Regions from separate parts of the Homo sapiens genome. Here region 2 is linked to region 1. Evidence: chromatin loops called from intact Hi-C (ENCODE). Cell type or tissue: GM12878. All regions are shown on one strand. Each heading gives the region's core, and the rest is flanking DNA. Links, peaks and the distances in the headings are about the cores only.

Evidence for each region. Peaks named below come from ENCODE experiments on the same cell type or tissue, not always from the same donor. Only the 100,000 strongest peaks of a DNase experiment are listed, where the experiment ranks them.
Region 2: a loop joins it to region 1, with 2.5 times the contacts of the local background. A loop is called at or near these places in 13 of 110 quality-filtered maps.

Annotation. Positions count from the first base shown.
Region 1 is chr6:153,020,756-153,027,847 of GRCh38, reverse strand. It overlaps RGS17 (regulator of G protein signaling 17), which reads left to right. Exons shown (of 5, transcript NM_012419.5): 3 at 1,305-1,394; 4 at 3,352-3,586. Among named protein-coding and RNA genes, the nearest start is that of MTRF1L, 22 kb to the right of the region's middle. In GM12878, for the core only: a CTCF peak has its summit at 3,241 (motif pointing right); a DNase peak (open chromatin) is centred at 3,257.
Region 2 is chr6:152,974,390-152,976,889 of GRCh38, reverse strand. FBXO5 (F-box protein 5) reads left to right here. Exons shown (of 5, transcript NM_012177.5): 2 at 1,269-1,983. Among named protein-coding and RNA genes, the nearest start is that of FBXO5, 7.4 kb to the left of the region's middle. In GM12878, for the core only: no CTCF peak of the experiment used is centred there; a DNase peak (open chromatin) is centred at 1,424; H3K4me3 peaks cover 2,042 bases.

The sequences.
Region 1 (7,092 bases), core at 2,151-4,650:
TGACCCTTCTTTGCATTCACATAGTAAGTGGTCTATGACCTCAGTGTCTATCAGCAGCCATGGTTCATAGCAGGCACTCAGAAATACAGGGTTGTTGAACAGGGTAGGCTTCCAATTCCAACTATAGCACCTATTTAGTGTTCGGTTTTGGGCCAGCCTCCCAGACGGGTCTGCACCTCACTTTGCTCATCTGTAAAATGGGGATAATAATATTAATGGTAAAAGAATGGTGCCCAGCACATAACAGGCACTAGAAAATCATCATTTCCATTGCTTCTTATTTTGAGTAAGTAAGTGAAAGAAGGAACAAATGAGAGATGTTATCTGAACTTCTTGTGCTCTCTGCCAGGCTCTTAAGCTCCTCGGCTTCTAGACAGAGGGATCAGTTGGCTAATTTGGGAGCTCAAATTTTCCCGAGCCACTGAGTTATTCTCCCTACCCTGCTTCTTAGTATCTCCCATGACCTCACCTGTTGTTTCTAGTCCACACCGAGAGTTTTCGGTGTTTTGCCCTAAAGCACTGCTCAGCTTTAGGGAGCAATTGTCATTGGACAATTCTTATTCTTATTCTTGTTCTGGGCTACTAAAACCTTCGGCATTATCCTCTGTCCTCTATGATGCTGTAGAATTCCCAAACCTATGCTACACAGACACACACCCCTCCCACCCAATGCTCACCTGTTCCAAATGCTCAGTTACTGGTCTGTCCCTTTCAAGACCTTGGACATTGATTTACTGGGGTGAAAGGGCAAAAACAAAGTCAAATATAAATCCGGTAGCTTGATTTTAGCAATTGAAGGAATGATATTATCGGTAACAATGTAAATTTAGCAAAATCTGTATTAGATTCTGACACATTGTATCTTATTAGCTCTCAATCGGGGAAAATTAATGGAAAACAGACTATGAATAGAATTAACCAAAAATCAAAATGACATTTTGTTTAAAGAGTAAGGTAATCATATGTGTGTGTGTGTATATACATATATATATAATATTAAGGCATTTAATCATATATCTCAGAAATATTCAGTAATTCAGATTATGTAAGGATGAAGTCAGAATATTTAACAATATCCACTTTTGGGAGTCTGATTTACTATATAATTTTATTTAAAAATTATTCTCTTCCCTTTGACATGGGCTTGCCCATCATTTAAAAATGGTATTGCTCTTTTATACTTTAAATATTCTCACATAGTTGAATATAAGATCTCCTGTGAAATGTTTCCCCAGAAAAATTTATTCTTTTCTTCAACTGATTGAATTTCCCTTGACAAAATTAAATGTTCTGTTACATTACAGCCTCACTGTGAGGAATGAAGAAAGAGGGGAAAATGCGGGAAGACCCACACACACTACAAAAATGGAGAGTATCCAGGTCCTAGAGGAATGGTGAGTGTGAGAACCACATAGCTATTGTTTCTTGCATTTATATGCCATTTACATCAACTGCGTGCCTCAGTATTACCCCTTGCTTCATGGTACTCTTCAAAATGATTTTGGGAAGTGAATGCAAATTCAATCTGGAAGATCTTATTTTGTCATTGCTGTTGCTTTTCAGCAATTTTTCTATTAGCTATGTTAAGTTATTGGCTAAAACATGATCTAAATTTACTTTTCTCTTTAAAAAAAATAAAGATTGTCTTATGAATTAGCACCCAAAATTGCCCTAATTCATTACTTCTCATTTCTGAGAATTCAAGTTTTTCTCTTTATAAGAGAAGTGTCTAAACACACACACAAATGATATGGAATGTCCAAGTGAGTGAGGAAGGGCACCCAGCGACTCCTGGTTCCTTTTCTACCAGAGCAGACTCTCCCCACGTGCTGCCTCCCAAACGAGAGGTACCTATGGACTAAAATCAAAATACAAATAGTCCAGTCATATAATTGTAAGTGCTTTCTTTTTCTGCTTTTTATGAGAAGGTTTTAATGATGCTTCATGGTCATTTTTAAGCTTTTTAAAATTAAAAATTGTTTTAAGTGAATGAGGAAGTGCAGAGATTATGGAATAGTAACAATCTATTTGAAATACCTGGTTAAAAAGGTAAATACATATATATTTACCTTTATATATGTATTTACCTTTTTATGTGTATATGTATTTACCATATATATGTTTATATATATGTTTATATATATATGTTTTTATATATATGTTTATATATATGTTTATATATATATGTTTTTATATATATATGTTTATATATATATATAAACATACTTCTTTGGCCAAATGTCTTTTAGATTGGAAAATTATTAAGTAAATCATTGAATAGGAAAGGAAGATCAGAATCATTTTAACCATAAGACTCTCCAAGTTTCTGTCTTCTACTTCTTTAATGTATAAGCAAGTGGATTAATTACTAGTGGTTTTTGCAGTCACCTAGTCACTAAAAGATCTGTATATAGTTTTAAATTCCCCAATGTCAGTGTCATTATAGAAGCACTCTGCTTCCAATTATGATAACTCCATTCATGACTAACAATTCGTACATTAACTTTTCGTAGGAAAAAAACCTTTTTTTTTTTTAGAGGCAGGATCTCATTTTGTTGCCTAGCCAGGAGTGCAATGGGATGGTAATAGCTCACTGTAACCTGAAGCTCCTGTCTCAAGTGATTCTCCTGCCTCAACTCCCAAATAGCTGGGACTACAGGCACATGCCAGCACACCCAGCTAATTTTTTAATTTTTTTTTTGCAGAGACAGGATCTTGCTATGTTTCCCAGGCTGACCTCAAACTCCTGGACTCAAGAGATCCTCCCACCTCAGCCTCCCAAAGCACTGGGATTATAGGCATGAACCACCATGCCCAACAGAAAAATTATTAAAGTTTAGGAAAATATGTGACAAGTGCACACAGTGTATTCTTATTTTAAATCAAGTGACAGATGAAAAAAATGGCCACCAGAGATGAGAAAAAAAAACTGTATCTTATGGCTGGAAAATTGAAATCCTGATTAGAGGCAAAGAAAAAATTCATGTTGTCCTTAGTCACTTACAGACAGTTTCTATCAACTTGCAACACATTGTTAAAGTTTGAACATTTCCAAGCTTCATTAGGAATGTACGATGACTGCATGCATATTATGTTTAGGCCCCTTGCTGTTTGAATGCTTGTCTCCCTACATGTCTCTTATGCCTGTGTGAATTTTTGTCAAAACCCTGAAATAACTGACGTAGTCCTGACAGATACTTATTTGGCACATCAGGCTGGACTGAGTGGCAAAATACTGACCACTAGATGGCAGCAAATTGATAGAATTTCTATCTGCTCCTCTCCTTACCTGGTCTAGCATTCACTGGTCACAAAGTTCCCTTTGATCACGGCCCCGTTCTGTCTCTGCAGCCAAAACCCCACTGCAGAGGAAGTCTTGTCCTGGTCTCAAAATTTTGACAAGATGATGAAGGCCCCAGCAGGAAGAAACCTTTTCAGAGAGTTCCTCCGAACAGAATACAGTGAAGAGAACCTACTTTTCTGGCTTGCTTGTGAAGACTTAAAGAAGGAGCAGAACAAAAAAGTAATTGAAGAAAAGGCTAGGATGATATATGAAGATTACATTTCTATACTATCACCAAAAGAGGTAAAAATCTGGAAAACATTGAGGTGGGCTTCCTAAGACCAAGGATAACCGTCAAGGGATGGCTGTCCACATTGGGTAGGGCATGGGGTGTGGAGAGGGTAGAAGATTTCACTGGGTAGATAATTCAGCTTCTGTTGGGAGAATTTCCTTGAACACATGTTTGAAGGCTAGGTTTCCCTACTATGCTTTGACTGTTTATCTCTAGCTGACTTGTGTGGTAGTTCACTTGCTTTTCAGAACTAACACTAAGGAGCCTGCTTAAACACAATTTGCTGTGACAAACGAAAATGGAAAGAGAGAATGTATTTTAGGGTGGTATTTCGCAAAGCATGACCCCTAGATCATGTGAATGAGAATCACCTGGAGCATTTGTTTAAAAAACAAATTCTTAAGGCCTAACCAGGACTTCTGAATCTGAATTTTTGGAAATAGGACCCAGAAATCTGCACTTTTAACAAGTTTTCCACATACATACTAGTTGGAAAACCTCTGGTATAGGTACTCAAAAAAAAGAAATCTGACATGTTTGTTGATGTTTATGATTGACTCTTTACAGAAATGAAAAATGATCCTTGACCACTAATATTCTTAGGTGGGAAATGGAAATTATATTACTTATTCTAGGTTTTCTGTTATTGAAAGTGCAAGTGTCTTTCCCATTGCCAAAATGTACCTAATCAATAAGCAATACTTCTAGCAACCAAATAGCACTTTTCCATTGACTGTTTAAAACTTAATTTGTTCTTGAGAAATGTTCCAGCTAACAGAGTTAAAAGCATTTGGTGAAAGAGTGGTTAATAATGTGGCCAGGCCCTTGGAGCCCTGTGTGATGGAGCTCCAGAGGGCTTCAAAGCACTTAGAGAACATAGAGGTTCCTAGAATGTCTTCTCTTTTCCATCCCAGCCTCTTTTTGTCTTTTTTGTTTCTCCTAAACAACTGTGATTTTTACCTTTGCATTTAAATGGCATGCCCCTCTCTTGTGCACCTGAACATTTATGGGCTACAGTCATCTGTTCCTCCTCCAATACCTGGCATGGTCCCAGGCTGCCTTACACTCCTTGCTTTGAGATCTATAAAAGGAATTAGTGTCTATTTTATTAACCTCTAAGTTTGGAATGCTACATAAACGATTTCACTTCTAATAAGATATACAGTACCTAAGTTATATAGTTTTTTTTAATTAGTTAGGTTAAAATGCCATTGGTATTCCAGAGTGCTCCAGGACTATTGTCTCTACAAAATGAGAAACCTTCTAGAATTAGACGCACAAAGGATTGATTTATTTTTTTATTTCCTACATGAACATGAAAAATGTATTCATAAAAGCAAGGTGGGGAGAATTTAATAAATGTAATACAGTGTGACATCAGTAATAAATATGTAGCCTCAACACATTTGTTACTGATGTCACACTGTATTTCTAACACCGGTATAATTCTGCATCTTAAAACTGCATTCTTCAGGCTTTTAGCCTGCCTCGAATTTTAGTATCTAAACAACTCTACTTGTATTTTATCAGTATAATAATTTTATGCTAATTTTTATTATTTTAAAGTTATTGCACATAGCAAATAAACCAGATGATCCAAATGTGCCCAAATATGTGCTTCTTTTGCCTGTAATTATACAAAATGAGAGTCCTTGGGAAGATTATCAAGCCCATTTCTGCCCCCAAAGTATGTAAGATGTGACATCTTAAAGTGATAGTTGTCTAGATTACTTAGTCCATTCCTTTGTGCTATATTTGTAGCATCTTAAAATGATGACTGTTCCATTCTTTTTCAGTGTTAGGAGAAAAAATATTCTCCATACTATGTCCCTTATTTTTACAGTTTCTGTTCTTTAATGTTTAGTTTTTTATGTAAAACATTTTCTTATTATCCACACAGCCCCTGATTTTCTGATGTCACTGATTGATGGAGCTTTGTAGAATACTTAATTTTTTCTTTTTGAGGCATGTTTAGAGTTACAATAGTGATTATTTAAATATAAACTAGTGAGTTTCCATTCTTTTTGCTAAAGTAATAGAGGTTTGTTTTCATCTAATTTTTTTTGAGACGGAGTCTCACTGTGCCACCCAGGCTGTAGTGCAGTGGCACGATCTTAGCTCACTGCAACCTCCACCTCCTGGGTTCAAGCGAATCTCCTGCCTCAGCCGCCCAAGTAGCTGGGATTACAGGCACCCGCCAACACGCCGGGCTAATTACTGTATTTTTAGTGGTGACAGGGTTTCACCATGTTGGCCAGGCTGCCCTCGAAGTCCTGACCTCAAGTGACCTGCCTGCCTCAGCCTCCCAAAGTGCTGGGATTACGGGTGTGAGCCACTGCGCCTGGCCGTTTTCACCTAATTTCTTTCTTTTGAACACAAGTTTCACCAGAAAGTCACTAAAATCTCATTTCCTGATCAAGAACATGACCTTTCCAGAATGACATACACTAATGTTTAGTGTCGTAACCATATTTACTCTCTCCTTTATGTTTCCTAATACCCATATTTTGGCCATTACCCGTTCTTTAATATCCTCAAAATATCACAAAGAAACAGAGACAGAGGTGAAATTCAACTTGTTCTAATTTTGCCGACTTGTAATTAACTCTTGGTATAGAAATTAATAGACCATTGAAGTGCCATTGTTTAGCCAGCTGATTTCTATCCTGTCAACAGAGTAATTAAATTTAATCATTGTTTAATGGCAAAAACAAACAAGCAAAAGTAGATATTTTCAGTTATAAAAGATAATTGTTAAAAAGCTATGTTTTAAACCAAGGTATCCTGTTCATTGACTCGACTCATTGATATACTCAGCGCATGGCATGCACTTTCCGGCTATTCCGAAGCCAGTTCAATCTATTATGTACCTCACTGAACTTCCTGTGCAAAAAGTCATCCATTTCTAATCAGCCACAATACATTACTGACTTACATCAAGTTACCACTCTTCAGATTTTGTTTTCTAACATTGGAGAGAGCACATGTCAGATTGAGAGAGTCCTGATTATACCGGAATTAGAGCACTGGACTAATATTCAGGTGCACAGGATTTTAATCCTGCCTTTGCTACATCCCAGTTGTGTGGCCTGGGATAAATCACTTTACCCCTCTGAGTCTCAACATTCAGTTCATTTGTTTACAAAAATAACAATAAAAATAAGCACAGAAACTAATAAACCAAATGCATAATGGCAACTGTAAGGCTATGAAGCTATTGAAAAGGTCTGTTAGGCCGTTCTGGGCTTTCTATCTCTGAAATTCTATACATGTTTCTATTTATTCAGAGTATTTGTGCTACTACTTCATCCTCTCTACCTAATGGCATAGCTTATCCATCATGGTCCTCCTTACTGCTGTCCCCACACTGAACCTCAGAATCTACTTAAACACAGTACTCAAGGCAGTTAATACCAATCTGAGTTCCTATCTGTTTCTCATTTTGGGGCTAGACAATCTTGGCTTTCTACCTCTGAAATTCTATGCATGTTTCTACTTATTCAGAATATTTTTAAAG
Region 2 (2,500 bases), core at 1-2,500, 49 kb after region 1:
CTACAATGCACAGGACAGTCCCTGAGAACAAAGAGGTATTCACTGCAAAATGTCTGTAGCACAGGGATGGTGAAATCTTGCTTTAAAGCTATCTTAAGATGCTGCCTGCTCCATTGTGTCTTAACTGATTTCTTAGATCCCGGGGGTTGGAGCAGGGTGGTAATAAAACCCTGAACAAGTCTTTCCCTTTTTTCTATTTATCATTAATAGCAAGTTTATCTTAAGTTATTTAAAGCAATTGAACAGTAATTTACACCTGCTGCCCTATCACTCATATTCTTAAATCTGGTTAATTGATTAGAGTGTCATTCTTATTTACCAACACTTACTTTTGATTGATAGCAGAACTATTCATACTTACGGTTCTTTGGTAAATTAGTCGTGGAATGTCTTTGTTCAGTGATTAAAGAGCAGTTTCCAGCACATATTAGACAAGGTACAGGGAGATGTCCCGGTACTCGAGTTTACTATCCAGTAAGGTAGACAAACGCTTTGAATATATTAGAAGGTCACCAGGAGCACCCATCAGAATAAAACTTGGAGATAAGAGCTGTGGGAATTCAGGTAGACTTTAATTTATAGATGTTTAAATGTGTTATTAGTTCTTTTCTCCAAGCTACCTATAGATTTCTTGAATAGTTATTTTAAGGCTTGCAATCATTGTTAATAGTGAAATAATACACAAAATTTTTATTATTTTTATCAAGATTATTCCCACCCTTATACCTTGTCCTCCTGTACTAATCTTAACCACTTTTGCTGTCAGTGGCTTGGGTTGTGCTTACGTCAAAGAGAACCATAATGTCATTTCAAGTCCAAGGAATAAACACTGAATCTAAAAGTATTTGTGGTTACTTTAAGGATAACTTTGACCATAGCGCCTACTCTTTTGATACATCACATTTCTTCATTTGTTCCATAAACACAGATGTTTATTATATAGCCCCTTTTTCCACTATTTTTTACTCAATCAGTTATAGACAACAGTCAGGTGTTACAGCCAGGCAGATCCAAAAGCAGTCTGTTCTGAAGTGCCTTCTCAAGAATAATATAATATGTATGTACTTATAAGATTTAAGTAATATTTTCACATATTATTGTCATATCAATAATTAAACTTGAATAACATCACAGCTATGTAAGCAAGTACATGTAGACAATACCTAATGCTGAGAGATTGCAAAGTAATCTTTGTATATCCCAATTTAAGAAGTAGGGATGTGTGGAAATTTTGCCATTAAGATGTAAATGTTATGTTCTTTTTATAGGTTGTAAAGAAGAAAGTTCTACCCTTTCTGTCAAAATGAAGTGTGATTTTAATTGTAACCATGTTCATTCCGGACTTAAACTGGTAAAACCTGATGACATTGGAAGACTAGTTTCCTACACCCCTGCATATTTGGAAGGTTCCTGTAAAGACTGCATTAAAGACTATGAAAGGCTGTCATGTATTGGGTCACCGATTGTGAGCCCTAGGATTGTACAACTTGAAACTGAAAGCAAGCGCTTGCATAACAAGGAAAATCAACATGTGCAACAGACACTTAATAGTACAAATGAAATAGAAGCACTAGAGACCAGTAGACTTTATGAAGACAGTGGCTATTCCTCATTTTCTCTACAAAGTGGCCTCAGTGAACATGAAGAAGGTAGCCTCCTGGAGGAGAATTTCGGTGACAGTCTACAATCCTGCCTGCTACAAATACAAAGCCCAGACCAATATCCCAACAAAAACTTGCTGCCAGTTCTTCATTTTGAAAAAGTGGTTTGTTCAACATTAAAAAAGAATGCAAAACGAAATCCTAAAGTAGATCGGGAGATGCTGAAGGAAATTATAGCCAGAGGAAATTTTAGACTGCAGAATATAATTGGCAGAAAAATGGGCCTAGAATGTGTAGATATTCTCAGCGAACTCTTTCGAAGGGGACTCAGACATGTCTTAGCAACTATTTTAGCACAACTCAGTGACATGGACTTAATCAAGTAAGTACTGTTTTGAATATACATATTAGCATAATACACTGAACATTGCTGTTAGTGGCTCAGTACCACCAGCTCATGCAAAGGCTGTTGTACAGGTTGAGTGTCCCTCATCTGAAATGCTTAGTACCAGAAGGATTTCAGATGTTTTTCAAATTTTGGAATATTTGTATTATACCCTACAGGTTAAACAGTTGAACATCCCTAATCCAAAATCCGCAAGTGCTCCAATGTGCATTTCCTTTGAGCATCATGTCAGCATTCAAAAGTTTTCAGATTTTTGGATTAGAGATGCTCAACCTGTTGTAGATAACCTTACAATGTTGTTTAATTGCGGTAATGACTTGCTGGTGTTTTGCTACCTATGTGCCACTAAGATGAAAGAAAACTTGAATTATGCATTTAACCTAGTCATTTCAAATTTTATATTCATGCTATTACAAAACTATTTCTGTTGGATTAGGATCCTTGTTCCTTTTAGTTTTGAAATTTCTAATATGTAAGTTACATCTTTGGGGCT